7 separate regions of the Mus musculus genome follow, and regions 1, 2, 3, 5, 6 and 7 are each linked to region 4. Evidence: chromatin loops called from intact Hi-C (ENCODE). Cell type or tissue: heart. All regions are shown on one strand. Region 1 overlaps Erc2 (ELKS/RAB6-interacting/CAST family member 2). Region 2 overlaps Cacna2d3 (calcium channel, voltage-dependent, alpha2/delta subunit 3). Region 3 overlaps Erc2 (ELKS/RAB6-interacting/CAST family member 2). Region 4 holds the start of Wnt5a (wingless-type MMTV integration site family, member 5A). Region 5 overlaps Erc2 (ELKS/RAB6-interacting/CAST family member 2). Region 6 overlaps Erc2 (ELKS/RAB6-interacting/CAST family member 2). Region 7 overlaps Erc2 (ELKS/RAB6-interacting/CAST family member 2).

Evidence for each region. A loop is a pair of places that touch in the nucleus more often than their neighbours do. Peaks named below come from ENCODE experiments on the same cell type or tissue, not always from the same donor. Only the 100,000 strongest peaks of a DNase experiment are listed, where the experiment ranks them.
Region 1: it touches region 4 in a loop (11-fold over the local background); 22 of 42 quality-filtered maps call a loop at or near these places.
Region 2: it touches region 4 in a loop (14-fold over the local background); 5 of 42 quality-filtered maps call a loop at or near these places.
Region 3: a loop joins it to region 4, with 9 times the contacts of the local background. A loop is called at or near these places in 12 of 42 quality-filtered maps.
Region 5: a loop joins it to region 4, with 14 times the contacts of the local background. A loop is called at or near these places in 2 of 42 quality-filtered maps.
Region 6: a loop joins it to region 4, with 9 times the contacts of the local background. A loop is called at or near these places in 24 of 42 quality-filtered maps.
Region 7: a loop joins it to region 4, with 16 times the contacts of the local background. A loop is called at or near these places in 7 of 42 quality-filtered maps.

The regions. Positions count from the first base shown.
Region 1 is chr14:28,087,774-28,091,773 of GRCm38, forward strand. All of the region lies in intron 15 of Erc2 (ELKS/RAB6-interacting/CAST family member 2), which reads left to right. Among named protein-coding and RNA genes, the nearest start is that of Gm34996, 210 kb to the left of the region's middle. In heart, a CTCF peak has its summit at 2,019 (motif pointing right); no DNase peak of the experiment used is centred here.
Region 2 is chr14:29,441,429-29,445,428 of GRCm38, forward strand. All of the region lies in intron 4 of Cacna2d3 (calcium channel, voltage-dependent, alpha2/delta subunit 3), which reads right to left. Among named protein-coding and RNA genes, the nearest start is that of Cacna2d3, 280 kb to the right of the region's middle. In heart, a CTCF peak has its summit at 1,876 (motif pointing left); no DNase peak of the experiment used is centred here; H3K27me3 peaks cover 340 bases.
Region 3 is chr14:28,281,873-28,285,872 of GRCm38, forward strand. The region is part of intron 17 of Erc2 (ELKS/RAB6-interacting/CAST family member 2); the gene reads left to right. Among named protein-coding and RNA genes, the nearest start is that of Gm52097, 98 kb to the right of the region's middle. In heart, a CTCF peak has its summit at 1,638; no DNase peak of the experiment used is centred here.
Region 4 is chr14:28,505,190-28,509,189 of GRCm38, forward strand. Wnt5a (wingless-type MMTV integration site family, member 5A) reads left to right here and starts at 284. Exons shown (of 5, transcript NM_009524.4): 1 at 284-925. The coding sequence starts at 920. In heart, no CTCF peak of the experiment used is centred here; DNase peaks (open chromatin) are centred at 242 and 1,522; H3K4me3 peaks cover 4,000 bases; H3K27ac peaks cover 4,000 bases.
Region 5 is chr14:28,130,674-28,134,673 of GRCm38, forward strand. The region is part of intron 15 of Erc2 (ELKS/RAB6-interacting/CAST family member 2); the gene reads left to right. Among named protein-coding and RNA genes, the nearest start is that of Gm52097, 250 kb to the right of the region's middle. In heart, a CTCF peak has its summit at 1,792; no DNase peak of the experiment used is centred here.
Region 6 is chr14:27,806,111-27,810,110 of GRCm38, forward strand. The region is part of intron 4 of Erc2 (ELKS/RAB6-interacting/CAST family member 2); the gene reads left to right. Among named protein-coding and RNA genes, the nearest start is that of Gm45645, 33 kb to the right of the region's middle. In heart, a CTCF peak has its summit at 2,163 (motif pointing right); no DNase peak of the experiment used is centred here.
Region 7 is chr14:28,260,937-28,264,936 of GRCm38, forward strand. The region is part of intron 16 of Erc2 (ELKS/RAB6-interacting/CAST family member 2); the gene reads left to right. Among named protein-coding and RNA genes, the nearest start is that of Gm52097, 120 kb to the right of the region's middle. In heart, a CTCF peak has its summit at 1,944 (motif pointing right); no DNase peak of the experiment used is centred here.

The DNA.
Region 1 (4,000 bases), 420 kb before region 4:
AGAGCTCTGGGTATCCCCTTGGTTTGTAGATAAATCTTACATTGTTGCACTGTGACCTGGACTGTTAGTGATTTCAAATGATGGGAAGTGTTCAAGTACTTATGTGTCTGTAGAAGACATGGGCAGCTAGCTTGGTGATGGTGGGGCATGGGAGGACTGAGGGTTACCACAGAAATCTCTCCCCCACCCCATCTCTCTGTCTCTGTCTCTGTCTCTCTCTCTCTGGGATTTATTTTGACACTTGTTTTCTTTTACACTCTAATCCCTATGAATTCCAAATGACTTCTGTTATATCCGATCCTTGTATACAGTCTTGAAAAATACCATTTAACAGTCACCTTCTGGCACCTTGAATGAAAACCATGGCTCTTACTAAACTAGGCTGTTAGATGTCAAATGACTTGCTCAGGGTCCTTGGACTACCAGTTCTGGGCCAAGTGAGTCCCTCCCACCCCCATAGTATGAGTGAACTTTCCTTTCTTTCCTCCCAATAAAGTATGACTGTTTTTCCAAATGTGGAGTAACTTGTGTATTTCTTCTGAGAAAAGTCCTTGGCTTTTTCCTGTGGATTTGTGACCTAATCCTCCACTTCATTCAACCCCTCTGTACAAACACTGTATATATCCATAGAAAAGGGAGGTTTACTCTTAATCAAGTATCGCCTAATCTACCTACTAAATTACCCCCCTGGAGACACGGGGCCTCACTCCTTCTCACAGGGATTTTTTCGTTTTCATTCTCTGAGTGGCTCTTTGGCAGTCCTTGGTAAAGAGAGCATTTGTTTGCCAAGACCTGAGGCTCACACAGAATTTAATCCAATGTATTTGTTCAATGAAATCATCATTATCACGAGGGTAGAGTCTGCTGGAATGGCCAGGCTTGGAGTGGGGTAAGCAGACATTTGCTCTAATGATGCAATAATCTCTCGTTCGTCCCAGAGGCAGCTACTAAGGAGGATGGGGTTCCCTTTCAGATGTTATCACATCTGTGTAGTTTTTGGTGCCTGAACTGTAGTGTCTAAGAGAAAGCCAGCCACCCTCCTGGACCTCCAGGGAGTGCTGAAAAGCATACAGCAAGGCCTTACAGGGTGTGCTCCTCTCTGGAATCAGGAGGGCACCTAGCTCTATAGAGACTGCCTTGCTTTTGATTACTTCAAACTTTGACCTGGCAGGTTTACTCTAAAACCCAACTCCTAGATTTGGGGCTATAATCGGAAGGCATCTTTTAATTTCTTTTTCTTTTTCTTGTGTGTTAACATCAATGCTGGTATTCCATGTTGTTAGTAACAGAGTAGTAAACCACTTTTCTAATAGTGTTTTATGCATGTTCTCTGCTCTGTGTTGCCCATTAGCCTTGAGGTTAGGGGGCAAGTGTGACTGTCTTCACTCTGTAAGTGAGGTGCTCTGGCTTCTCTGATAATTGTAGGTCCCACTGAGGACAAAGCTTTAGGTTTTTTGTTTGTTTGTTTGTTTGTTTTTGTTTTTGTTGTTTTTGTTGTTTTTTTGTTTTTTTGTTTTTTTTGTTTTTTGTTTTTTGTTTTTTGTTTTTTGTTTTTTGTTTTTTGTTTTTTGTTTTTTGTTTTTCATGGTCAGGCCCAGACTCTGAGAACATGCTGCTGACAATGTCACCTTAAGAAAAATACCTGGATTGTAAATTGTACTTGAAAAGCCACTGAGCTATGAGGCAGTAATGACATGTGCTTGCAAGCCAGACAAGGTGGCATACTCCTGCATGTAGGAGTCAGAGGCAGGCAGATCTCTGAGTTCAAGGTCAGTCTGATCTATGTAGCCACCCAGGATTACATAGTGAGACACTGTTTCAAAACAGATCAATTGACAACACACCAAGTGAAGGTGTGTGTTGAGATCATCTTCATGGATGTGGATTTCCCATGGACCCAAGTGTTTCTACTATAGGATAAATGGAGGCATTGCTGAAGAACCCACACTTCAAAGGCAAGGATTAATTGTATTGTCTCCAAGACAGAATTTATGTAACTCACATGCATACTGTTCATGCTGCCTCTAGGGGGCAGTCGAATTCAGCATGCTTAAAAAACAGCAGTCCACTTAAACCTGCTCTCCCTGGCCCCGGGTGATGATGGCAGCTTTGTCCTAAGATGTTTCTTGCTACCAGAAGTTGGAGGCGGGTGGGGTGGGGGTGGGGTGGGATCTGCAAATCACAGTATGTGTCACCCTGTTGCCACACCCACTTCCTAACAGATGCTGTTATGTCAGCATGTCATGACCCAAGGCAGAGACCTAGACATGGTTAATTTCTAAAAATGTTACCTTTGACTTATGGCTTGTCCAAGGCACTGCTAAACTATGCATTCGAACACTCCAGGTTGAGGAAATGACAGTCAGTGCCATAGGCAATGATTTATCTGGAAACCTCGCAAAAGGAAAATATAGCTATAAAACCTGTTCCCATTCATTTAATAGTCTCTCCTGTAATTCACATTTGCGGATTGGGTAACTTGAATTTACGACACCTTTAACATTTTCTCTGCTGTTACACTTTACCTCCACATCTTTCTTATTTATGTTGCCTGGGGAAAAAACCTGCAAGGTTAAGCAAGCATACGTTTTCCTTGGTAGGAAAGACCTTAGACTTCTTTCTTCCTTTTTAAATGTAAGCTTGTTTTGTTGGCAAGAGAAGTAGGGTCCAGCAAAAATATGGAACCTGCCCAAGAGCCTAGAGGGAGTTATTTGGAGAGAGGAGACCTTATCCTAGGTGCTTTGGAATCCCTAAGAGCTGTTTGTGGCTCTCATTGGCTCTGCAGGTGAGTCTATGCTAGGTAGGCTATAACTGGTCAAAACTATCAAACCCTCTATCCCTCAGCATTGGATTTTACATTGGTGGCCTAGGATGATAAGAAAGAAAAAAACAAACTTTATCATTTTTTAACTTCTATTTATTTATTCCTTTTTATTTTTTTAGTTTCTGTCTTTTAGTTTGGGGAAAAGGTCTTGCTATGTAGGTATCCAAGAGTGGCCTGAACTCCCAGTTCTCCTGCTTCGGCCTCCTGAATGCTAGAATTGCACACACATGCCACCATGCCCAGAAACCTTTTTCCGTACTTTAAAAACAGGATCTGCTGCTGATCTGTATGCCTCTTCTTTGTCTTTAAAGATAGAGTTAACTCAAGAAGTGGTAAGTTGGTGCTCGAGAAAACTGTTGTCAATTTAGCCTACAAAGTTTAGGACTCTCTAAATGACAATGAAAACTGGTTTCGGTTATTTTAATCTCTGCCGGTTTCCTTCATCCATAAAAGACATCACCTGTAAGGAAATGCACAATGTTTCTTTTCATAGAAAATGAGTATGGACTGTTTGGCAAAATCAACCAAAAAGATGGCAAATGCTACTGTTTGCTGAGCAGTGGGGTAGGCCAAGGGCAACGTTGCTCTTGGAGTTCTCTGGGAAAGACTAACTCTGAGAAGAACTTGTGCGAACTTTGCTGGAGTGTGCTAGAGAGCTCAGGGAGAATTTAGGCTGCAGTGTGGTCCCAGCAGAGACCCCTGCCACTTCCTGGAGCTGGAGTAGTTATTAGAAGGGAGTTGATCCTATTTGAGTTTGGAGGCTGCCTGCCCTTTGTGTCCTATTGATGGGTCCTTGGGTCTTGGTGGCTGTGATCCTTGGTCAAGCAGCTTTCGGGAAGGTACACTCAGGGCAGTTAGGGAGTGAGTTCTGTAGTCCTGAGTGGGTATCTGTTCTGTTCTCCACCAGATACCTAGCAACCAGATACCTAGCAACCAGATACCTAGCAACCAGCCAACAGCACCAGATATCTAGCAACCAGCCAACAGACATGGTGTACTCTTGTTTGACAAGCATGGCTGACACCCATGGCTGCTCTCTAGACTTGCCAACCCAGCTTCATTATTCTTAGTACAAAGAGGCATTCAGTGACCAGCCCAGTTGATCACAAACACACTGACTTGTTTGATAGTATCAACAACTTTGTGAGGTTTTTAATTGTCTTTGAAGCCATTTAC
Region 2 (4,000 bases), 940 kb after region 4:
AGAGATAGAGACAGAGACAGAGAAACAGAGATAGAGACAGACAGAGACAGAGACAGAGACAGAGACAGAGACAGAGACAGAGACAGAGACAGAGACAGACAGAGGAGAAGCCCGTTGTATCAGGGTAAATCTACAGAGAAGAATCAGTGTCAACAGAGATACCCAGTGAATGGTCACAAACTTGCATATTTAAGTTCACGGCAAAATTTGCTTGGGGCTTGAAAATCTTTTCATATTTCCTGACAAATGACACAGGAAGTTGTTGTACAGCTGTAAGACATTTTGTATTAAATACGGTTAATTCATACTGTAGAGAAAGGAGGAGGAGCTTTGTATTTTCCTACTTCCATGTGACCCCACCCCCCCCTCAAGTCTCAACCCTCAGAACTGTCAAGTAGACACTTAGGGGACATCCATTGCCTGATTTTCTAAACAGAATGACAGGACATTCATAATCAGGAGTCTTGGGCCTTATCTTTCCAACAACTGCAGAATCTAACCTTCCCCTGCTTACACTATCTTTATTTCATGGCTGCTGCCTTTTCTGCAATATAATGGAATCCACCAATGACTACTTGACAATTATCTCAAAGGAGTGCTACAGAAATATCCAGGTGCACTGTGTAAGATAACTATTTCCCATCTAAGGGGGTTCATACTGCAAGGTGCCAAGATAATGGGGACTGGGACTCTGCAAACTGCCATTTGATACCCAGTTGGTGACAGGACACTGATATGGTTAGAAGCCCCAGGACACCCCAAGTCTCCTTTCTGTTAAATAAATCTCAGAGCAGCAGAGAAGCCTGGAACATCTCTCACAGATGCACTCCCTTGTTGGAATCTCCCCCATAAAGGCAAGCTCTAGAGCATATACCAGGTCTAGCACAGAGACCCTGCCTCCAGAAGGTCCCTGCTCTCCCAGCCAATCAGGTGATGTGATTTCTGAGAACCAAGAGTCATAAGAAAAATAAAGGAAACCGCTTGCCGCTGTAATATTTACAAGAGAACTTTCCATGGGTCTCAAGCTTGGCTGGAAATTAGTTTTAGGACTTTTTTTTTTTTAACTTGATTAAAGCTAACCTTACTCCCTTTTAACATTCCTTTTAAAATCTGAGGGACCCATCCCATATTAGCCATGCTCTAGGGGAAAAAATGTAGCTCATTAGGGGTGGAAATCTGTAACAGCTGCCAGTCTTTGTGCTTTTGTTGTCCTTGTCTGGCCCAGAATTTATTCTGTATATGAAAGAAGACCTGCCCCACAAACCCACATGGAACCGCCCCTCCTACCAGGAGAGCTTTCCGCTAGTCTGCTTCTAAGTGAGGATGGCTGGGACCTTAACAGGCATCTGATCCCCACTGTTGGGGGCAAATCCTCAAAACTCAAATGCTAAGGATAGATATTTCCTTTCCCAAAGTAAACGGGGCATAAATCTGCGAGAGGAAAATCAACTGTACCAGATGAAGGAAATCTAAAGGAACTGCAGAAGTTTTGTGAAGACATGCTGACCAAATGCGTCAAGGAAACAAAGCCCAAGGAGGTTCACCCTGAAAAAAAAAATCAAGGAATGGAGCAACAAAGAGATGGATGGTTTAAATAAGACGGACTTTTTTTATCTTCCTCCTTCTAATTATTTATGTTTACAAATTCACAGAGGTAGAAAGATCTTGGAAGGGAGAAATAATGTCCATTTGAATAACACAAGAGAATGTCAAACGTGAGGAGGTAAAGGGAAGAAGTATGTGGAAGTAGCCTAACCTTTTTAAGCACATAAAAAGAAAAAGGAAAAAGAAAAAGGGGGTGGAAAAAAAAAAAAAAAAAAAAAAAAAAAGTCTCGACTGCATTGGTGTGAATCATCAGCGCCATCTAGTGGATCTCGGGAGTATGGTGCCAGGCCGCAGCTTAAATTCAAATTAGATCTCAGACCTCAGTGTCTCACCCTATCTTAACATTTTATTGCTTGCAGAAGAAAACTAGGTGACCTCCATTTAGTTTAATTTAATAAGTCTGCTCGAGTTTAGTCTGAAGATACGGATATGAAAGAATCCGTTAAGTTGCTTAGTCAACCTGGCAAAGATCACCCTCACCAGGGACCTGGGAATGCAGAAGTGTTGTCTGCGCTGAGACCTGGGTTGTATAAAGCTGCATTGTTGCTTGGATTGATTTAATTCCAGTGTAAGAAGAAAGGGCTGCACGGTAAACAAACACTGAGGTAGTAATTACGTGACCATGGCCAATGCCACTCCAGTCCTGTCAGGCTCATTATACCTCCGACATTTTTCAAAACGACTTGACATTTTTTCTGCATGACATGTTTTGGGCTGGATACAGTAAAAACAGCTGGTTGCCTCCTGCTGCCTGGACCATCCAGCACTGGGGAAGTGAAGAACTCTTAGCCTGGCTACAGGGGCTCTGTGGACCTGCAGGAGATGCTGTGGGGGTCACAGTGCCATACAGGAGGCCAGAGCACACGGGAGGGTGGGAGGGTGGTCAGGGATTTTGTATTCTTCCACTGTTGAGAACTGAAGGCACATATCCACTACACCCGCTCTTTGTGCCTCTGAGACTTATGGAATAACTGATTCCCCCACCCACCCCCACCCCCACCCCCATCCCAGGCCCAGGTAAGTAACCTGGAGTCTTGTCTAGAGGCTGAACTTCCTGGTGGCAAGGGGACACATCCCAAATTCCTGACTCTACATACAAACAGGGTTGCCAGACTCAGCAAATAAAGGTGTAGGATGCATAATAAATATAACTTTTTTAAGACCGATGAAGCGAGTGGTTCAGTAGAGAAGGTGCTCACCACTAAGCCTGAGCTGAGTTGAATCTCAAAGACTCATATGGTGGAAGGAAGAATCAACTCTTTTTTTTTATTATGTATTTTCTTCATTTACATTTCCAATGCTATCCCAAAAGTCCCCCATACCCTCCCCCCACCTCCCCTACCCACCCACTCCCACTTCTTGGCCCTGGCGTTCCCCAACAATCAATTCTTAAAATTGTCCTGAGACCTCCACATGTCAGGGCATAATATGTCCCCATAGACATATACAATATATGCAAAATATGTGAATATTAAAAACTTACTTATAATTTGTATTTCAAATGCAATGATTTTGCTCTCTGTTTTATCTGATAACTGTCCCCTCTGACTAGGAAAACTGGCAGTGACTAAAAGCCAAAAGAAATAGTTTCCCTTTTACTTTTTAAAAGACTAATCCAACTTAATTTGCTGCTGTTGTTTATTAGAATCTCCTTATATTTGTGACAGCTTTGATTCAGTGTATAGATGAGAACCACATAGGAACCTGTCAGATCTCCTAGAACTGGAGTTCTAAATGGTCGTGAGTGTGTCGGTGCTGGGAATCAAATCCAGATCCCGTGCAAGAGCCAAACGTACTCCCAGCTGCTAAGCCATCTCTCCTCCAGCTTCTTTTACTTTTATTTATTTTTATTTTTATTTTTATTTTTATTTTTAATAGCATCCTGAGGTAATCTTGAGACCCCATTGCTCCTCTTTACCAAATGGATGGCTGGTTTCTGTATGGGAGACTCAAATGTTTGCTAATTTAAAAACTGCCTTCTCGTTTCTGAACAAGCTTGTTAGGCAGCAAGTATGGACTGGCAACCACTGTAGCACTATGCAGGCCAGCTGACCAAGCAGGAAGTACTCCACCTCCATCCTTGCCCAGCGCAGCGGGCACACCAAGTGGATACTCCACACTCTGAAGCCATGTAGAGATGGTGACACAGAATGAAAAGAAACTAAAGGGAAGCTGAGGTGAGAAGAGGCAGGGAGAGGGACGAAGAGGCAAAAGAATAGCAAAAGCTGGGAAGCAAGACACCACGCAAAAGCCAACAAGAACAAGCGAATCCATCACAGGAAGGAGCAGAGCGGCCTGTCCCACCGTCTCCAGTGGCTTTTCGGATTGAACAGAGTGGAAAGAAATCAAAGGATAAAATTTGCAAACAGACATCACCGCCAACTGCGGTTACAAA
Region 3 (4,000 bases), 220 kb before region 4:
TAATAATAATAATAATAGTAAAGGCTTCTCTTGATTCTGACATCTCTCTCCCTGTCCTTCCCCCTCCCCCACTCTCTCTCCCTCCTTAGTTCCCTCCCTGCCTGAACCCCTCCCTGCTCCTCATAATTAAAAGTCCTTTCAAGCTGTCTTCACCTTATCATTTCAAATGAATGGAAAAAAAAAAAAAACCCCAGCTTCCTGCCCTTGTGTCCTCCTGATGCTGAACTTCAAACTGGATGAAAAGCCCTTTTCACTTGCTTTGTGCCTCGCCCCTTCATAATTGTGTTCAAGTCACACTCAGGCTGCCATGGATGTGAACTGTTCTGCAAATCAGTCTGTACTTCCCTGGGCTTCAGACACACAGACACGGACAGACAGACACCAAGCAGAGAACTCTAGGTAGAGCTGAGCTAAATTCCCTTCCTGTTTACTTGATTCCATCTCAAGAAGATGCAGAGTGTGTTATTGGTTGTTTTTGTTTGTTTGATTGGTTATTTTGTTTTGGTTTTCTACAATAAGCTGAAACACAAATGTACAATTTTCAGATTCATCTTTGATGGATTTTACTGCTCAGAGACTATGTTAAAATTTAATCATGGCTTCATTGTGTTTCAAAAGTTCCTATATGAACTTTACCATGGTAGGGAACATATAAATAAATATTTTGACGTAGAAATAACATGTGCTCATCAAAAAACAAAAAAACTTCAAAAAATGTAAAGAAAAAAATCCCAAATTACTCATAACCTCAGCACTCAGAAGTAACTGTCATTAAGATTTATAGTTTCCTACATTCCATGCTCTGTGCACATCTGAGTGAGTACTCGACCCCCTGAAGAATGCAGATCTCTCTTATCTCTTTTCGCATTTATTTTGGGTGTGTTTCCCGAGTCCGTGAAAGCCATCAGAAGAAGATCCACTTTCATTATTCCCCTACACTGGGGATTTTACTTTGTTTCTAGTTTGTACTTTTATAATCATACTATATAATTGAACACTTGAATATGAAGCCTTTTAAAATTATGTTCCTTAAAATTACTGCTCCCAAATTGACTTACTGGCCAGGGTTGTTTATTGAGGATTTTGGAGAACTGAGAAGTAGCTCTCTCCTACAAACACACCTGTCATTTGCTAAGGCTTAACCGGCCAACAACTGCTTAATGCTGATGGGCTGTATTCTAAGCACACAGCATTTTAGGGAGGTTTTCAGACAGGGTGTAGGAAAGCAAGTATTAATTGAGCATGTACTATGTTCCTAGGACTGCTCTGGACTCTGAGGATGCTACAGTGAGCAAAACAAACAAAACCTCTAACCTGAGGGAGTTGTCGTCTAGTGATGGGGACAAAAGAGAGAAAATATAAATGTGAAACGTGAGGTGTGGGGTAATGGTTGGTATGGTGGTGAAAAAAATAGTGGTGCTGTTATCTGAACACCTTCATGGTGGAGGTGCCCTGAGATAGATACATTGAAAGAAATTTTATATTAAATAAAGGGTGTTCCATGTAGAGCATTGTGTGGGGTGGGAGCACTCATGTGGAGCACGGTGCAGGGAGGGAGCACTCAGTGAATATACTTAGCCAGAAGGATTGAGTCTGTTCTTCAGTCTACTCCCAGAGTGCAGTTGCTGAATTCACAAGGAGGGGGAGCCAGAACCCTACAACACCACTGTTAAATGAGATTTGTTGTTGTTGGTGTGTGTGTGTGTGTGTGTATTCTAATGCATACAACAACCTAAACTTTACTATCTTGTCTCTGTCCAAATATGGTCATTAGGAAATGCCTGTTGTATACAACCAGCCAAGTCTGCATCCTAATGATCCTTGACAGGGTCTGGGAATGGAACTGTGTGCAAAGGTTACAAGGTCAGATAAGAGGGAAAGCTATGAGCCCAGAAAACAATGAGAACTCACAAGAATGACACCTCAGAAGGCCAAAATACAGGGCTCTGATTAACTGCTCATCTAGTGGCTGCCTTACTTCCCCTTTCTCTTGGGCAACCACTCTTAGATTACAAACACAGCTTGCTGGCTGACCATCAACTCTGCCTTCTGTGTGCCAGGAGTAACAGGGAGACAGAGGTCATGAAGCCAGGCTGTGCCTGTTGTCAGGCTTCCTGGGCTTTTTTGGCCCTGTGGCTGACCTTTTTAAAAGTTTCAATGAGGGGCTAGAGAGATGACTCAGTGGTTAAGAGCACATACTGCTCTTCCTGGAGACCTGGGTTCAAATTCCTAGCATCCACATCAGGTAGCTTACAACTGCCTGCAAACCCCAGCTCCAGGGGGAATCTCATACCTCTGACCACTGTGGGCACTTATATTCATGTGCACATACCCAAAACACACAGACACATACATACATACATACATACATACATACATACATACACACACATAATTAAAATAATATAAACAAATCTTGTTTCAATGAAACAGGATGGCACCTCATCAGGAAGGTCCTGGCAGACATGGAAATTTCAGAATCTAGAAGTGGACCTAGGATGTGGGGTTCTTGTCCAGTTCTGATCCCAGCACTCAGTGAAACGTGGACAGCGCACTTTACTTGTCTCTTGGAGGCTCTATGCCTATCTCTAGGCAGGGATGGGCCACCAAACTCCCAGCTCCTCAGAGCTTTGGTGGTCTGAGATTGTCTCAGCACAGGCACACTCATGACACGCAGGACACCAGAGAGCTGACTGTGACTTTGAGGGTGCCCAGGCCAGGGGCAGTTTTGCTTTCATGGTACTTCCAGTTGAGTAGTGAGGATACATCATTTGCAGACCATTAGCTCAGCTAACATTTCTTAAATAAACACAAAGCCAGGCTCAGAGGCATCTTCTTGGTTAACTTATTGCAGTCCTCACAACAATTGGCAGATGTTACGTCATCACGGGGCTCTGTTTGCCGGTGAGTAAGGTGAGGAGTGGCGTTGCTGAAGCATGGTGTTGCCGAGCCAGTTCGCCAGTTCAGCTGCTCTGTACTGAACTTGACCCATCACTTCTTTTCTTCCCTACCAGAATTCAGTTGCATCTTCCTTATAGCCAGTCTTGGAAGAGTCTAGATTTCAATGATAGTAGGGAGTAGGGAAGGCTTCAAAGCTTACTCCTCTGGCAAGTGTAATCTGGACTCACCTCCACTTGCTAATTGGATAAGAGTGAGCAGATCAACTTGCCTTCCTATAGAATGGGTCCATTGTTTGCCACCTGACTCACAGAGGAGAGTTATTTAAAACATTTCCTGCAGGACATGATTCTTAGCAGCTGTGAGGGCTCTACAGCTGTGTGGAATACTGGTCTTAGTCCTAAAATGTGAAGGTGGAGCTGCCGTGTGCTTCTACAGAATGTAAGGCTGTGTTTGTAGGTTGAGCCCAGTCTCTACTGAGCCTATCAACATAAGCCAAAGTCCACTCTTCTCTGACCAATGAGGAATTTGGGGTGGGGGGGGGTGCCAGACCATGAGTTATCAGCAGTACCACAAATGAAGCAAAAAGAACACACATTGTCTTTTTTTAAAGAGCCCAGATTAGGATGGTGCTTTCTCTTCTGGCAAAGGAACGTTCATCTCTCCCACCCCTGATCATACGTGTCCAGGCAGTAAGAGGCCTATTGGGCCAAGGCCTTGTGAGGCCTTTTGAGCTGGGATTTGGTTTGCAGGAAGAGCCTCGAGATCCTAAGCTTTCTAGTGATGCAACCCTTGGTGAGGCAGGGGAGCAAAGAGTTGTTGTTTTGGAGAGTGAAGTGATATTGCTAAGGGTTTGTTTTTTATGAAGCTGGGACACTCAAGTGTTGCTGATTTATCTTAATAGCAGATACTATGAGCAAAGGTCCCAGTTGTCTCTTTGTGCTTTTGGCAAGTCTAATGCGAAATGGAGTGGAACAGACCCAACCAAAGCTGCTAGCCCAATGTTTAGGAGTCTTAAGCTTCCCTGCTTTAAATATAGGGTTTAGAGTTGCTTGTCGAGCCTTCCAAGCTGCAGGTGGACATGCCACTCTGGCCAGAGATA
Region 4 (4,000 bases):
ATGAAAGGACAAAATTTGGCGCTGACTCTTGCAGCTCTGATGGCGACTTGTGCGATTTCAGCGGCATCTCCCGGAGAAAAAACCATGCGTGCCTGATTGTTCTGTGGTCCCATAGCCGCCGCCGCTGCTGCTGCTCTGTGTGTGTGTGTGTGTGTCTGTGTGTGTGTGTGAGCGCGTGTCTCTGTGTCTGCGTGTGTGTGCGTTTGTGTGTGTGTATGTGTGTGTGTTTGGGTGTGTGTCTGTGTGTACACAGAGGTTCACTAGCTAACTCAGCTGCAGGAGCAGTCCCTGGAAGCAGACGTTTCGGCCACAGACCCAGAGAGGAGGAGCTGACAATCAGGAGGCGTGAGCCGCCTGGAGTCTGCAGAATTCGTGGTGTGAATGAACTGGGGGCATCTTGGGCACAGGGATTGCCCCCCCTCCTTCCCCGCCTCGGGCCACAGTTGAGTAGTGGGGCATTTTTTTTCACCTTCTTGTGAAGAATTTTTTTTATTATTTGTTGTAAAGTCTTTTGCACAATCACGCCCACATTTGGGGTTGGAAAGCCCTAATTACCGCCGTCGCTGATGGACGTTAGAGAGGGAGCGCCTCGCCGCGGAACAGTCGCCTGCGCGCCCTCGTCGGACCCGCGGCTCCTGCACTGTGTCCCCGCTCGGCCCTGCGCTTGCTGCTCGCCCGCGCGCGCCGGCGCCCTCTCGGTTCCTGGGCACATTTCCACGCTATACCAACTCCTCTGCCCGAGTCCGGGCGCCAGTGCTCGCTTCCGCTCCGGGTCGCTGCGCCCACCCGACGCGCCCAGGAGGACTCCGCAGCCCTGCTTTGGATTGTCCCCCAAGGCTTAACCCCGACGCTTCGCTTGAATTCCTCGGCCGCCTTCGCTCGGGTGGCGACTTCCTCTCCGTGCCCCCTCCCCCTCGCCATGAAGGTAAGTGTTCTGTGCGCACGGACGCTCCCTACTTTTTCCCCCCCTTTTCAAAGTTAACTGAACTCTTTCAATCTATCCCTATCCTCTCCATTTCTCTAACTGCCTGGAGAAAGCTAAACTCCAATATCGCCGGCAGGGACTCCTATCTTTTCGTCCCTTACCCTGGGGACACTGCCTCTGCGTCCTTGGAGACTTTTTGCACCGGCTATTCTTCAAACCTTTTCAACTATGGAGAAGAGCGAGGGCAGGAAAGACAGTTCGGGTCACAGGCGGCGCGCCTTTTTACCTCGAGAACTGGAGTGTAGTTTTACTACGTGTATTTCAGTGACTGGATAATGATTCGATTCATCAAGTATATATCAAACGCTCATTTCACCGGCACGCGGAGATTGTGTGGCTGAAGCTCTGAGGCCGGATGAGGACTGTGTTAGGAGAAACGGCTGCGAGACTAAGGAAACTAGGGGCCACCTACCCTAGAGCAACGCACACCCCACCCCCAACCTCCGATCAGGGCCCAGTTCCCGGCTCTCCAGGTCGAGTAACCCGAGCGTTCCCGGCCCCTGTGCCTTTAAGAGTGCCTGGCGGGGGGCCAGAGCGCACCCCGCGCGGGGAGCAGGGTCGCGTTATTAGCTTTATTAGCGGCCTCTGGGTGAGCTCAGGTCCTTTACTGCAGCATTGGGGGCGGGGAGTAGTGGTCCTAGTGGCTTTAATCCTGCCCCCTGAGCGGAGTCAACCTAGTGCTTTGGAGACTCTAGGGCCTCTGCGTTTCGAGATCGGGCGGGGGTTAGTTTGTGAACTCGTGTTTGTTTTAATTGTCAGTTGTATGTTAAAGCCGAGTCACACACTCTGAGGGTCACCGAGAGTTCACTTTTACAAAAAAGTTAACGTTTCGTCTTGAAATATAACTAGCAATTTTCCAAACAACTTTTCCTTCGGTTATCCTCCACGCCTCGATAACAATTTCCATTTATACTTCATACCTCTCATTTCCAGCTTTCTAGTAGGGAGTAAGGTGAAGATCGGTACGAAGCTGTTTCCTAAAAGCAAACAACGTTCTTTCTTCAAAGAAAGGGTTTTAAACCCCGGTGCTTCTAAGGCCCTGTTTTACCCTCTATGCCCTGTCCGAGCCACAGCTCCGTGGTCTCACTTTAAATGAACAATTCGCTCCTGGGAAATAACTTGGGTCGGGTGATGAGGTCGTACCTCCTCAGCATCTGCTGTCTTGACGATATTAGCACACCTAGCCAGATTTAATTTCAAGACATTTTCCATCAGGCGAGGCTTTGCGGGGGGGGGGGGGATTTGGAGGAGACAATGTTGTAAGTACCCAGCAATTGAGGAATGGCGGAAAGTAGGGTATGAGAGGACGCGTTGGGACCCTTGCTTTGCTTTGGGGACTTGGGGAGCTGGAGATCAGTTTTTGACAAGCTGGCTTTAGTCTTGGCGGTTCGGCCCTAGATCCTCCAAAGGAGGTCCAGCCCAAGACCCTGGTCTTCCCTTCCAAAGCGCTCCTGTGCACAAGGGGCGCGCTACGTGCCGGCAAAACTCTTGAGCTTTAACGCGGCCTTTCTAACCGGCCGCGCGGTGCCGGCTGCCCCCTGTTGGCCATCTGGAAATAAGGCCTCTCTGAGTCCCAGTCCTTCAACTTTGCACCCCTGGAGACAACTCAGCCCCACTCTTCCCACCAAGACCCTTCTAAGGTCTCCGCCAGGGGACAATCTGTGTTACCCCGAGCTTCAAATAGAAAAGAGCCATAGGTGTAACCCAGCAATGAGGCCTTGGGCAATTTGGACTAAGGATTTCGACCCTTCTGGTCACTGGTGAGGGAGTGTCACAGTACAAGGCCTCGGGTGTGGCCCTGGTTGTCTCACCAATTCTTTCTGTGGTCCTGGATGCTTGTTGTGTTTCCCTCTCTCAGCCTCTGCTTCTTCATCCATTAAACACAGAAACAAAAACAGTGATTTTGTTTTCATTTATGAACTTCGTCTGTAAAAAAAAAAATCCCCTGTAAAGATTGGGAGTGAACCGATCTTTGATTTCTCACTCTCTCTTGGGGCTACACAACTGTTTTAGACAAATGACTCTGTGCTCAGTTACTCGAGGTAATTGTGTGTGGGTCCTTGAGAACCCTGGGGGAACATCGCTGAAGCTTAGGAAAAGAGCCGAAGTTTATCTCCTGGACTATTACTGTTCTCCGATCTCCTGGCAATTCTGGGTCACTCGGGAATTTTTCAGGTTCCTTACCCTGACTGCAGCTCCAGACAACCTCTGGCTTATCTCACTGGCTATTTCTGCCTGCTGCATGTGCTCTGACCACGTGTATTCATGAAGTGGGACAGGTACAGCTCAGCTGGGCCCAGGCCCTAAAGATGGGGAGCAACGCTTCTTTTGTCTACTCCCCCTTAAGCAGACATTGGTCATTTCTTCATTGTCTTCTCTCTGCCATTCTTGAAGCCGGAGAACCAAGTTTGTTCCAGCGACAGAGTTCTTCTCCCTCAAGTTTCTCCATCGGTCTTCTTGGTTCAGAGAAAGAGCAGACTGGAGAACACTGTTCAATTTCCATCTCTTCAAGAACAGAGATCTGGGAGTTTCCCATCTTCCTTTTCGCCACTGGGAGCCTGGGTCACTCTCTTCCGCCTAGTTGGCATCTCTCATCATTTCCACTCTCAGACGTGGGCCCTAAATGTAGAATCTAGCAGAAGGAAATGACCCAACTGGGAAGTAGGGCCACTGCCCCCTACTTCCCGCCCCTGACCCTGGAAAAAGACTCTGTGCCTAGCCGCTCTAGTTGGGAGCTGAGCACTTTTATGTGTGTCCTGTAGCTATGTAGACCGAGGAAATAGTCTTTTCCACCAACTTCCCTCTCTTTCGTGTTGGCACCTTAGATCAGCGCTGCAGCCTGCACCTCTCACCTAGTCCACCCTGAAAGCTTTGAGGTTTCCTTTATGGGGAAGCAGCAGCATCGAGATTCAGCGTCTTTGGCTTCAAGACTCGCAAACGCTTTTCCTTCGCTTCACCCACCCCTGCGCTGCACCTCTTAAAAGCCCGCACCCTCCACTGTACGCCGGGGAACGA
Region 5 (4,000 bases), 370 kb before region 4:
CTCATTTCATTAACTGAGCCTATTTACAGCAATAGGTACAAGGAATAATATGATATATTACCTAAAACCCCTCATCTAGATACCATCCAACTCATGAGAATAGTTTGATACATTTCCTTCTGGTCTTTTTCTTCTATGCATTTACATTAAAATATCCTCACATAGTTATAACTGGAGTACACTTATTATTTATTAACTTTCCTGACTTGCCTAAGTTTTGTGTCTTTTCTTTATATTAAAACTTTTGACTGAGTGTCTAATAGCTAACTGACATTCTAACAGTTGGGTGCCTGTGATATTTTGTTAGTCTAGACGCTTTGCAGTGTTATCATACATATGAGTACATAGTTTGCTAATCTCATTGCTTTGGAAGTTACACATACATAGGTGTTTTTATATTTATGTGTAATATGTATTCATACATTTAATTTTATTATGATACTTACAAACAGCATTGTAACTGATACTTGTAGCCACAAATGTTAATGCATGTACAGTTGGAACAACCCTTATCCTATCTTTAGGATAAATAACTAAATTGGAGAAACTGGCCCAAATGGTAATTCTTATATTTTACTGTATGTAAAAAAATAAAATAAAAAGGGTATCCTCTATAGTCAGAGATATGACCTTCTATACCTTTGGTGAAGGCAATGGAATATGCCTGCCCTAATACTGCTCTTTCTGATGAAGTGGGCATGTGGGTCTTTAGATTCAAATAAATTAAAATGAAAGTGAAAAATCCAGTTCCTATGGTGTACTGACCTCATGCCAAGTGCACTTCCACCAGGCTGGCCAGCACCCACACTGCCGTGGGCGCTCTGTTGGGCAGGGTGGGCGCTCCATTACCTCTCTCCATTTCTTCAGCTTCATGCTTGGAATTTTGCCTCAGTAAGAGTAAAATATAAACAACGCACAGTTTGCAAATGTTTGACTTGGCTTGTTGTAAGTTAAGCTTAAACCTTTCCATATTCCACTGAAGAAGTGTAGGAATCTTTCTGAAAAATGCTAAATACCCTTTGCCATCTTTTCATAGGCCGAAAACTAAATGCCAGCATTTACACAGACATGCCCCTTCATAACCATTGCAGGCTATCACATGCACACTCGGAGCAAGCAGGTAGGTGCCATCTCACCCGGACCTGCAGATACAGTAATTAGATGTATTTAACAGATGGGAGACTGGTACATAGAGAGGGCAAGTGCACAGCCCACACACGCTGAGATGCTCTCTTCATTAGGAGCTCAGCTGCCCAGATTGGAACCTTTGCTCCTCCACACTCTCCATCCTGTGCATAGAGAGTGTTAGAGACAATAACACGGCTGCAGAGCAGTAACACAGAATACAGAAAACGTCCCAAAGAGCACACACAACAAGCAGGCCAGGAAGACCGCCCCCCACCCCCTGCCCAGTGCCTGGTGCCAGCTAGAGTGGAGCATGCCCGCAGCCACTTTGGAGATTGATACTTGTCCGCCAGTACCCACTGACTAAATGGTATCTGTGAAGTCGGGTGTATCTGTTTTGTTATTTGTTATATTTCTTTTCTACCCATCTTTTGTCACAGTATGTGATTTGGTTAATTAGTCTGGGAAGAAAAAATGCTAAATGTGGTTAAAACTGAGGTGCTCAAAGTGGATTTTGTTAGCAGAGGAAGACTAGGAGGTGGTGTATTCAGCAGAGTTCTTTGATGCCTTCCTTCAACAAGGAGAAGGTGAATTCTATGCACAATCTAGAGACAGTGGTCCAGTCCAGGTGGCGAGCAGCCTGGCTATCAGTTTCAACATTTTCCAAAAGATGTCACTCTAATGCTGCAGTGGGGAGGTGGGAGGGTAGGTCAGCTATGCATACCAGGGATTAATAATAGGTAGGCAGTCCTTGTTCCTAACAGATCTGAAGGCTCACAGCATTACTGGCTGAAAGTTGCTGATTCTGAGGCAGGAGTTAAACCTATATCATTATGTTCTCCCTTCCTTACTTCCTCCCTCTATCCCTCGCTGTCTCCCTCCCAGACAGCCTCCCTCCCTCATATCTTCTTCCCCTTTTTTAACATTTGTTTGGGTATGTATGCATGTTCATGGTGGGGCACATGTTTATGTGTGTGAACATCAGAGATAAACCTTGGATCTTGTTCTCTAGGGCTTGTCTGCGCTTTTATTTTTATTTATTATTATTATTATTATTATTATTATTATTATTATTATTATTTTGAGTAACATCTTTTGGTGGAGTTTGTGGCTTTCTACTTTGACTAGACTGACTGGCCAGGAAGTCCCAGGGACTATGCATCCCTGCATCTGGCCTTTTGTGTAAGTGCTGGAGACCGAGGGTTGCTCTAGGCTTTTCAAGCTTGCATAGCAAGCACATCTTGCTGACTGAACTCGCTCCTAGCCTCTCTCTGACCTGGTTTATCACCTTATGACCCAACTTGCTTCTGAACCTTCAGTAGAGCTGGCAGAGTTTGGTTAGTCTCCCAGGTCAGCACTTAGTTCAAGTTTGTTCTAATTTAGGTTGTGGCAGTTTCACTGGTTAAGCTGGGTATACACCAAAACACTAAGAAACAAACAAAGACAGGAAACGGGTAGATGGCAGGGCATAGCATAGACAAGCCACTCTGCTTTGGAAAGACTGTATGAAAAATGCCCCCTTTTTTTTTTTTTCCATTTGTCTGGATAAGTAGATTCTTAACCAATCTACTTACCAACTTCTAACTGGCATATAATATAAAGGGGTAAAGGTTTTGTCGAAATAATGGCAAGTTGGCAGTTACTAAGCACAGGAGGCCCCCATGCCTCAGAAAGCTATCCCAGGATCCATCTCAGCAGATAACAGAAATCTGGCTTTCAGATCTTCAGTTAAACAGCACACATATGTGTGCAAGTTTGGGTTGATACATGTTGACACCCTAATGTCCTATAGGTCTTTAAAAATGTATCCTCTCATTGCTCTGTGGTTCAGGTTCAAGATCCCTGCTTCTTCAGAGCCGTGGAGAAGGACTCTTTAGACATAGATCTGCCGATGGCTTTATTATTATTATTAAAGTGTATGAAGTTAGGAAATATGCAAATGAAACCTAATAGTCTTGATGCTGTAACTGCTTTATATTCTGCAACACAGAAAGACCAATAAAATAAAATTTAAAATTGAGTTAATTGTTTAGGGTTTGGGGCTTTTCCCACCCCCCAGGACTGGGGAGATAGTTCAGTTGGTAAAGTACTTTTCACGCAAGCTGAGGACCTGCATTTGGAGCCCCAGCAGAGAGAGAGAGAGAGAGAGAGAGAGAGAGAGAGAGAGAGAGAGAGAGAGAGAGAGAGAGAGAGAGAGAGACTTTTTATCCCAGAACTAGGGAGTCTGAGGCAGAAGGATTCTTAAATGTCACTGACCAGCCAGCCTAGCCAGATAGATTGAATCAGTGAGAGAACCTGCTTCAGAGGACAAAGTGGAGTGCAATCATGGCCCCAGCACTGACGCCAGGGCTAGCAGGAAGATCTGGGGAGGCTCAACTCTGCAGCTGCTCTCATCTCTTGTATCCTTTAGTACTTGCCTTTCATCTTCATTTTTGAAATCACAACTGTAATTAGTGTCTTTGATTCGGAACCTTCCTGCCAGTCCAGACCTTCTGGGAATGAACTTGTGGCTAGAGGTCAGCAGAATGAACATTCTCCATGATGTGTGCAAGTTTAGGTTAGTAAATGTTAACATCCTAATGTCCAGCAAGGATGGGGATGGGGATCTCCCAGGTCCTAGGATGGAATACATAGAGCACGGCTCAGGCCTAAGAACTGCTGGGCTCTACTCCACCACAGAACTGAGGACATATTTATTATTCAGCTGTGGCACTCTAGGGTCCTGGTTCTTGCCAGAGCATCAGTGAATCCTGGCCGTCGTCCTTTCAGGAGCTGTACCTGAACGTCCTGTTCCCATGGCAAGGATCAGGCACTCTAGATAATCAGAGTGCACGGTCTTTAAGGGCAGAAAGAACTAAGGTTGGCTTTAATGCTT
Region 6 (4,000 bases), 700 kb before region 4:
CCTGTCTATATGGGAGTATGTCCAGTGCCTGCAGAGGGCGGAAGAGGGGTCAAATCCTTGGACCTGTAGTTATATTATAGATTGTTGTCTGATATGAGTCCTGGGACCTGGCCTTAGATCCCCTGGAAGGACAGTGAGTGCTTTTAACTGCTGAGCCATCTCTCTAGCCCGTTAAATACTTTTAAAGAGAAAGATTATTCACAGGAGAAATTTAAAATAGGAACCTAGCAGAAGTATTGCACAGCTATCAAAATGGTTCAAGAGACTGCCAAGGAAGGGCTGGATACGGTGGTGTATATTTGCCATGCTAACGCTTGTAAGTGAAGGGAGAAAGAGTACTGCAAGTTCAAAGACAATCTGGGAAACATATCAAGACACTATCTCAAAAAAGATCCCCTCACCCTTTCCAAAAACATCAAACTGAACCAACTGAAAAAAAAAAGAAAAAACAAAGACGAAATGAAAAACAAATCCCCAAATAAAAAACAACCAAAAAAAAAAAAACCAAAAACAAAACAAAACAAAAAAAAACCCCAAAAAAGCCAACAACAAAAAAAAACCAACAAAAACCCAAAGTCTTTCTTTTGTTCGTTCTTAATATTTAAGTCATTGTCAAACCATTTTTAAATCTTAGTGGACTCTGTGGTATAAATTTGTGAACACATAATCACTTTGACGTCACCAGTGTGTAGGATGTGGCAGTGAAGGACGCAGGTGTAGGTGTCTATACAGGAGAGTAGCTGGGCTCTCGCCATCCTGGGAGGCTGGAGCTCTTGGGGCTGCTCCTGAGAGTCAAGTCTGAGTGGGTCCTGGGATGCATGTAAGCAAGGACCTGCTTTTTGTTTTAATTTTTAGCTTTGTACTTTGTACTTCTTGTGTGTGTGTGTGTGTGTGTGTGTGTGTGTGTGTGTGTGTGTGTAAGCTAGAGCTCAACTTCAGTGCCATTCCTCAGGAACAAACATTCTGTATTTTAAGATAAGTCACTCATCAGATAGGCTAGACTGGCTGGCCAGTGAACCCCTGTTGTTGGGGTTACAAGCATGTGCCACTACATGCTTTAAACAAACAAACAAAAAACCAGCACAATCCTGTAGGCCCTGGGGATTGAGCATGGGCCGTCATGTGTATGTAGCCTGGGGATTGAGCATGGGTCGTCATGTGTGTAGCCTGGGGATAGTTTACCATCTGAGCTATGTCTTTGCTCCTTTCTGTCCGTTTTCTGTGTATTTGCAGCAGGACCCTTGGAAGCTTCTGGTTTTGTATTTGTGGCTTTCTCATTCCACATAGCATTTGCTCTACTGGGGAAGTGATGGTTTTGTCTCTCTCGGACCTTATTATCTGGGCATAAAATTCTTTGAAATTGAAATCCAAAAGTTACTATAAGTGTTGTAACTGTTTTTCAGGTTTACAGTTAAGTGGAATATGTATGGGAAGAATGAAAAGTAATTTGCATATACTCTTCAATGGTGTTTCTTCACATAGAGCAATAGCAATGAAATAGAGAGAGGTGAACTACCCGCACGTTGGCATGTAGCATTAAGGGTGGTCTGTAGCCAGGTTAAAACACAGAAGTGATCAGAACTTGTGAGGAAAGTGTTATTTTGAAATCAGTATTCAATCTGCCTGTAATAGGAGATTCTTCTAGCCGAACAGTTTCTTTCATAGCAAAGTATTAATGTTAGAGAGTGGGAGGAGGAAGTCCTGGTCCCACCTCACCTGCTCTGGATCTTGGCAGGCGGTGAGACAGTCCTGAGAACCTGGACGCGCTACTTTTGTTGCTGGAGTCTTCCTGTGTACATTGTTGAGTCAGGAGCTAGGTTAGATCAGCATTTCCAAAACATTGTTGTAAGAAATTCCAGTACTCTTTGAGGAGTTTTGAAGTATCCATAAGTAAAAAGTTTGCTTGATCGAATTCAAGCGAGAAATGCCCTTTAGAGACTCCCAGTGCGCCTTGGCATATAGAGGATATGGTAGTCCGAAATAAAGTTGTCTTTTTCACAGATTTTCGCCCAGTGAGTCTCAAATGCATTTGATGACAGAATCCTGTTATCAAGGAATGTATTTGGGGGAAACACTGAACTAAGTTTCTTCCAAAATTATGGGTTTAAAACAGACCATCCAAACGTTGCAGAGCAGCACTAGACGTACCTCATTTCGCCCACTAGATGGCGCTGGTGAATGAGCTATAGTTTGTTCCCCGTGTCTGGAAGGTTCGGGGTTTTGCTTTTTCCTGTGATACAAGAGAGTATGGATCAGTTGTAAAACTGATCATAAGGCCTTTCTGATAACTTTTTATGAGTCATTTAAAGCAGAATAGCGTCATTTGTCAAACTAGCTACTAGCCAAGACCAAAACAGTATGGGGATTTTTCTCAGTCCTGTCTTTAAAAATGAATCCTACTACTTAAATAAAGCCAGGATGCTTTCCAATCATATTTCAGCCAGACAGAATTTAGTTGGACATTTGGGGCGTTGATCAAATAGAGACATTGGGTTTTGAGGCAGTTGGGAATGGTTGCTAGTTTCTGTGACGTGTAAGATGAGCTTTCTGCCACTATTTAGACTTTGGGATCTTTGCAATGTTATCACGCATATGAAGATGGCGGAGACCTGTGAGAAGGTCTCTCTAGGCAGCTGTGCTAAATGTCCTCTTAAAGCCTCTTTCATGTCCTAGTAAATTCTCGATTGGCGTTTTATTATAAGTGACTTCGTTAGGCATAAAGACTTTGCCGGTTTGTGAGTGAGAAAGTCTGTGTTTTACTTAGTCTTACTGTAAGCTTCAGCTCTTGAGAAACACCCCCTGCCTGGAGTTCGTGGAATTTCACACATCAGTTTAAGTATGCCCAGGAGTTTTAAAAACAAAGGCAACTTTACTCAGGAATAGTCTTGCTTCAAGTTTGTTCAACTGAAGGATGTTTGCCCACTAGAAATGTGCTTCTTTTTAATGATGGGAAGGGAGCTATAAAAACATAATGAGGGGGCTTCCAGCGCAGCTCCCTGAATTACCTGCCATCTCCCACTTTGTGGGGAGGGGATTTAGACTCTGTGAGGAGAGCCTCAAGCACCTTCTGCTCTCTACCCTAGTTTTGAAGGTGAGATCTTGGTGAGACTTCTTAGAGCTTGTTCCAGTTTAAAAAAAATATATTTCTGGACACTAAATAGCTCCCCAAGGACATAAAATTTCTCATGCTTGCTGAAGGTAAGTTCTCAATTGCTATTTTTGTACCATAACCAGCAGGTCTTTATCTTCTTTTGCGTTGTGTTGTATATTCTCTTAGTCTCCCCTGTGATGTGCCCAGAGGCTTTTCTCCTAACTCTGAGCTTTAGACATTTCAATGGTGTGGTGCCGAACTATTTGTCTGTTGTTCTCTTATTTAGTAAGAATTTGAGGAATTTAATGGAGTTTTGTGTTTGTTTGTTTTTGTTTTTTTGTTATTTTTGGTGAGGTTTAAAAAGGAGATGTTAGATGAAGGAGCTAATCTTAGCTGATATGCATTGAACTCCGAAGGTTCCTGATGCTTCATCCCTCATTTAAAATACATATTTTTTTCGACTTAGTTTTCATAGCAACCTGTAGGAAGAAGATGCTATTTCCCTGGCATGTCCATATGGGTCAGAAGCATTAAGTAACTTATTAGTGTCACTTGCCTTGCAGTTAGGCTCAGCAAGAACTGCAAACTGGGGCTTTTATGCTTTATATTTTACAGGCATGCAAATGATATGGTATATTTGCATATTAAAAGTACTGGCATCATACTTATGAATCTTTGTTAGACTGAGGCAGGCTGGACCTTGCAGCACGAGGTAGTGTGAAATCTCCTGATAATGAGAACCCCACTGCCAATTTTGCCCCCAGCTCCAGACACTAAGATTTCTTGGCCCGATGGCTTCATAGTCAAATATGTTTGGGCATGTTTCTCAAAACACTGAGTTACTATACTCTGCATTAACAGTGCTTGGCTTTGTCTTTTATGCAGAAAGCCCCTCCAGGCCTCTGTAAT
Region 7 (4,000 bases), 240 kb before region 4:
CCTTGTGTCTTCAGGGTAACATCTTGGCACTTTTCTTCAGTTTGGGTAAGAACCATTATACATACAGTCTTGTTTCATTTACTCATAGGGCTCAAGTGTGTGTGTGTATGTGTGTGTGTGTGTGTGTGTGTGTGTATGTATGTATGTGTGATCTCAGTCATTTGGCTTATAAATAATTTTCAGAAAAGCCTCATCTCTTGGTATTCATTTATAAGACTTATAATCTGTTTTATTATGAATGTTCTTTTAACAACTCCATGGCAAGTATATAAATGCTGAACCAACACTGTGTCCACTAAGTGACCTCCTTCTAAAATCAGGTCAACAAAAGCATACAAGAACCAGTCAACTGAAGTCCACTACCTTTGACTGATACCACATCAGGCTGAATCTGATATCAATACATTGGTAATAGGTAAATAAACTTTTGAATCTATATTTTCATCAAGAGAAAAAATGTTGAAAGAAACATTTGAATTAGAATTCAGAGTGAATCACTTCTCTGGCAATGTCCTTTTCTTTTAAAAATGAAGTCTTTTGATAATTTTTTTTAAATTTTTTTATTAGGTATTTTCCTCGTTTACATTTTCAATGCTATCCCAAAGGTCCCCCATATCCACCCCCCCAATCCCCTACCCACCCACTCCCCCATTTTGGCCCTGGCATTCCCCTGTACTGGGGCATCTAAAGTTGGCAAGTCCAATGGGCCTCTCTTTGCAGTGATGGCCGACTAGGCCATCTTTTGATACATATGCAGCTAGAGACAAGAGCTCCGGGGTACTGGTTAGTTCATATTGTTGTTCCACTTATAGGGTTGCAGATCCCTTTAGCTCCTTGGGTACTTTCTCTAGCTCCTGCATTGGGGGCCGTGTGATCCATCCAATAGCTGACTGTGAGCATCCACTTCTGTGTTTGCTAGGCCCCGGCATAGTCTCACAAGAGAGAGCTATATCTGGGTCCTTTCAGCAAAATTTTGCTAGTGTGTGCAATGGTGTCAGCGTTTGGAAGCTGATTATGGGATGGATCCCTGCATATGACAATCACTAGATGGTCCATCTTTTTGTCACAGTTCCAAATTTTGTCTCTGTAACTCCTTCCATGGGTGTTTTGTTCCCATTTCTAGGAAGGGGTAAAGTGTCCACACTTTGGTCTTCCTTCTTCTTGAATTTCATGCGTTTAGCAAGTTGTATCTTATATCTTGGGTATCCTAAGTTTCTGGGCTAATATCCACTTATCAGTGAGTACATATTGTGTGAGTTCCTTTGTGATTGGGTTACCTCACTCAGGATGATACCCTCCAGGTCCATCCATTTGCCTAGGAATTTCATAAATTCATTTTTTTAATAGCTGAGTAGTATTCCATTGTGTAAATGTACCACATTTTCTGTATCCATTCCTCTGTTGAGGGGCATCTGGGTTCTTTCCAGCTTCTGGCTATTATAAACAAGGCTGCTATGAACATAGTGGAGCATGTGTCCTTCTTACCAGTTGGGACATCTTCTGGATATATGCCCAGGAGAGGTATTGCTGGATCTTCAGGTAGTACTATGTCCAATTTTCTGAGGAACCGCCAGACTGATTCCAGAGTGGTTGTACAAGCTTGCAATCCCACCAACAATGGAGGAGTGTTCCTCTTTCTCCACATCCTCGCCAGCATCTGCTGTCACCTGAGTTTTTGATCTTAGCCATTCTGACTGGAGTGAAGTGGAATCTCAGGGTTGTTTTGATTTGCATTTCCCTGATGATTAAGGATGTTGAACATTTTTTCAGGTGCTTCTCAGCCATTCGGTATTCCTCAGGTGAGAATTCTTTGTTCAGCTCTGAGCCCCATTTTTAATGGGGTTATTCTTTTGATAATTTTTAATGAGTAGAAGTTTTAGACTTGAAGCTACTTGGGTGGAGCCAGGATGACAATAAACGTCAGTATTTATTGCAATGGCCACGAGATGGCAGACCTAAAATCTAGACCTCTCAAAGTAGCCTAGACACCACGTGAGCAATTACATCCTTAAGAAGGAAGCCTTAAAAGCATCAATTTCCCCAAGAAAAAGATTTTCTAGATTATTCTAAAATCTGAGCCAATCCATAGCACACACAGAGAAAGAACACAGCTTTCAGTTGATAGGTATCCCTTTCAGCCTCTTTTCTAGTAGTTATTGCATCTTCTTATCCCTCCTTGCACCCTGACTTTTGCCTGTCCACCACCTTCACTCATAGCACACAGATGTGGCATTGTTTCCCTCACCTCTCTTTACATTTGCCTTTTTTTTTTCCTCTCACGGACCAAAAGCATGTTAAATAAAATGCTTACAAGAAACGAAAGTTTATATCATTTTATCTACAAAGATCCTCCCCATAGGACCTTTATTCTGTTAGCCTCTGACATTGTAATAACACAATCCTACAGTGTACTGCTTGCTCCCTTTTCCTGCGTGTTCCCTTCTCACAGCCGTAGAGTGACAATCGATTTTGCTTTTTCATTAAAAGTTACTTATGATAATAGTGGAATCCATGTAACATAAACAAAAGAGGTTTTACTTAACACAAAAATACATTAAGAAGAGGATTATTAGGGCTGGAGACATGCTCAGTGATTAAGAGTACTTACTACTCTACCAGGGGACCATAGCGCAGCTTCTAGCACCCACATCTAGTAACGTATAATACAACTGCTTGTAACTCGAGCTCCAGGGAATCCCACACTTCGCCCTTCTGCCCTGTCTTCCACTATAATACACACACACACACACACACACACACACACACACACACACACATACAGAGTATACATACACAAACATATATGCATACACCTTAGAAAGAAAAGTAGATCTGAATTTTAAAAATGGAGGTACAGGAGTCCATTTTGATGCTTCCTGTAAAAACGAACAAATGAATCATTCTGAAAGTATAGCCTAAGGAAATTAAAGTCCATCTTCTTTAGACAATTTTTTACATACACAAATGTATCCACATACAAACCTACTTACCAAGAAAAGGAACAAATGAGCAAGTGCCTCATAGACTAAGCCTTGAAGTCAAGTGACTTATTTTCTGACAATTGCCAACCTCCAACTAGTCAATCTGTTGGACAAATCACTTGGCAGTAACTGATCATGATAGATAATAGATTTCTTTAAGGTAGACATTAAGCAAAGCTTTGCCCACAGGAAAGTGCAGATACATAAGATTTCTCACTATAGGTCATCAGCAACCCCCCACGGGCTTTGGTGTTATATTTCACAGAGAGCAGCAGTGTTAGTAGAGGTAAGTCTAACAGAGCATCCTTCTCCTCACAGAAGACAAATGTCAGAAACGATCAAGCATTGATATCTGACAGTACACATGTGGTAGCCAAGCAAAATCCATTCCCTTCATCCTGCCTCCCATGCTTACCAACTCAAGGTAAAGATTTTTTTTTTTTTATGGAAGAATTTTGTTGTTGCTTTGGCGTTGTTTGAAATTGGTTAGACTGTGTAATTGACTTTGAGTTTTAAAGGGTCACTTTTCAGAACACATTTTCATTTTCCAATTCCTCATGCTGAATAAAATCACACCCTGCCCACTTCTGTGTGGCCTTTTGGCTGGAGTGATATTGAACAGTTATTAACCAAGTCAGGTCTGGCTTTCTGGGATGCAACTCCTCTGTGGTCCACAGAGCCCTTTCCACACTCAGAATCTGTTTTCTCCTTTAAGTTTGTTTGCGAAACAGATGTCAGCTCATGAAAGTCAAATGTTCTGCTTAACAGAAACCAATTTTAGAGGTTTCTTTGAAACACTGTCTTGAAAGGAAGAGACTCATTATATGTTTAGATGTATTTAATACAAAGAGGGGCCTGGTATACGATAATGCAAAACTTTCAAATCTTTACACTTGGTGGTGTCCAAGTTCTGTAACAGCAGTTGCTAGCATTTATCATGTGGTAACGTCAGAAACTAAACAGAAGCCTTGGAATGCATTATCACATTTAGTTTTTATTTTTATGTCATATATTTCACA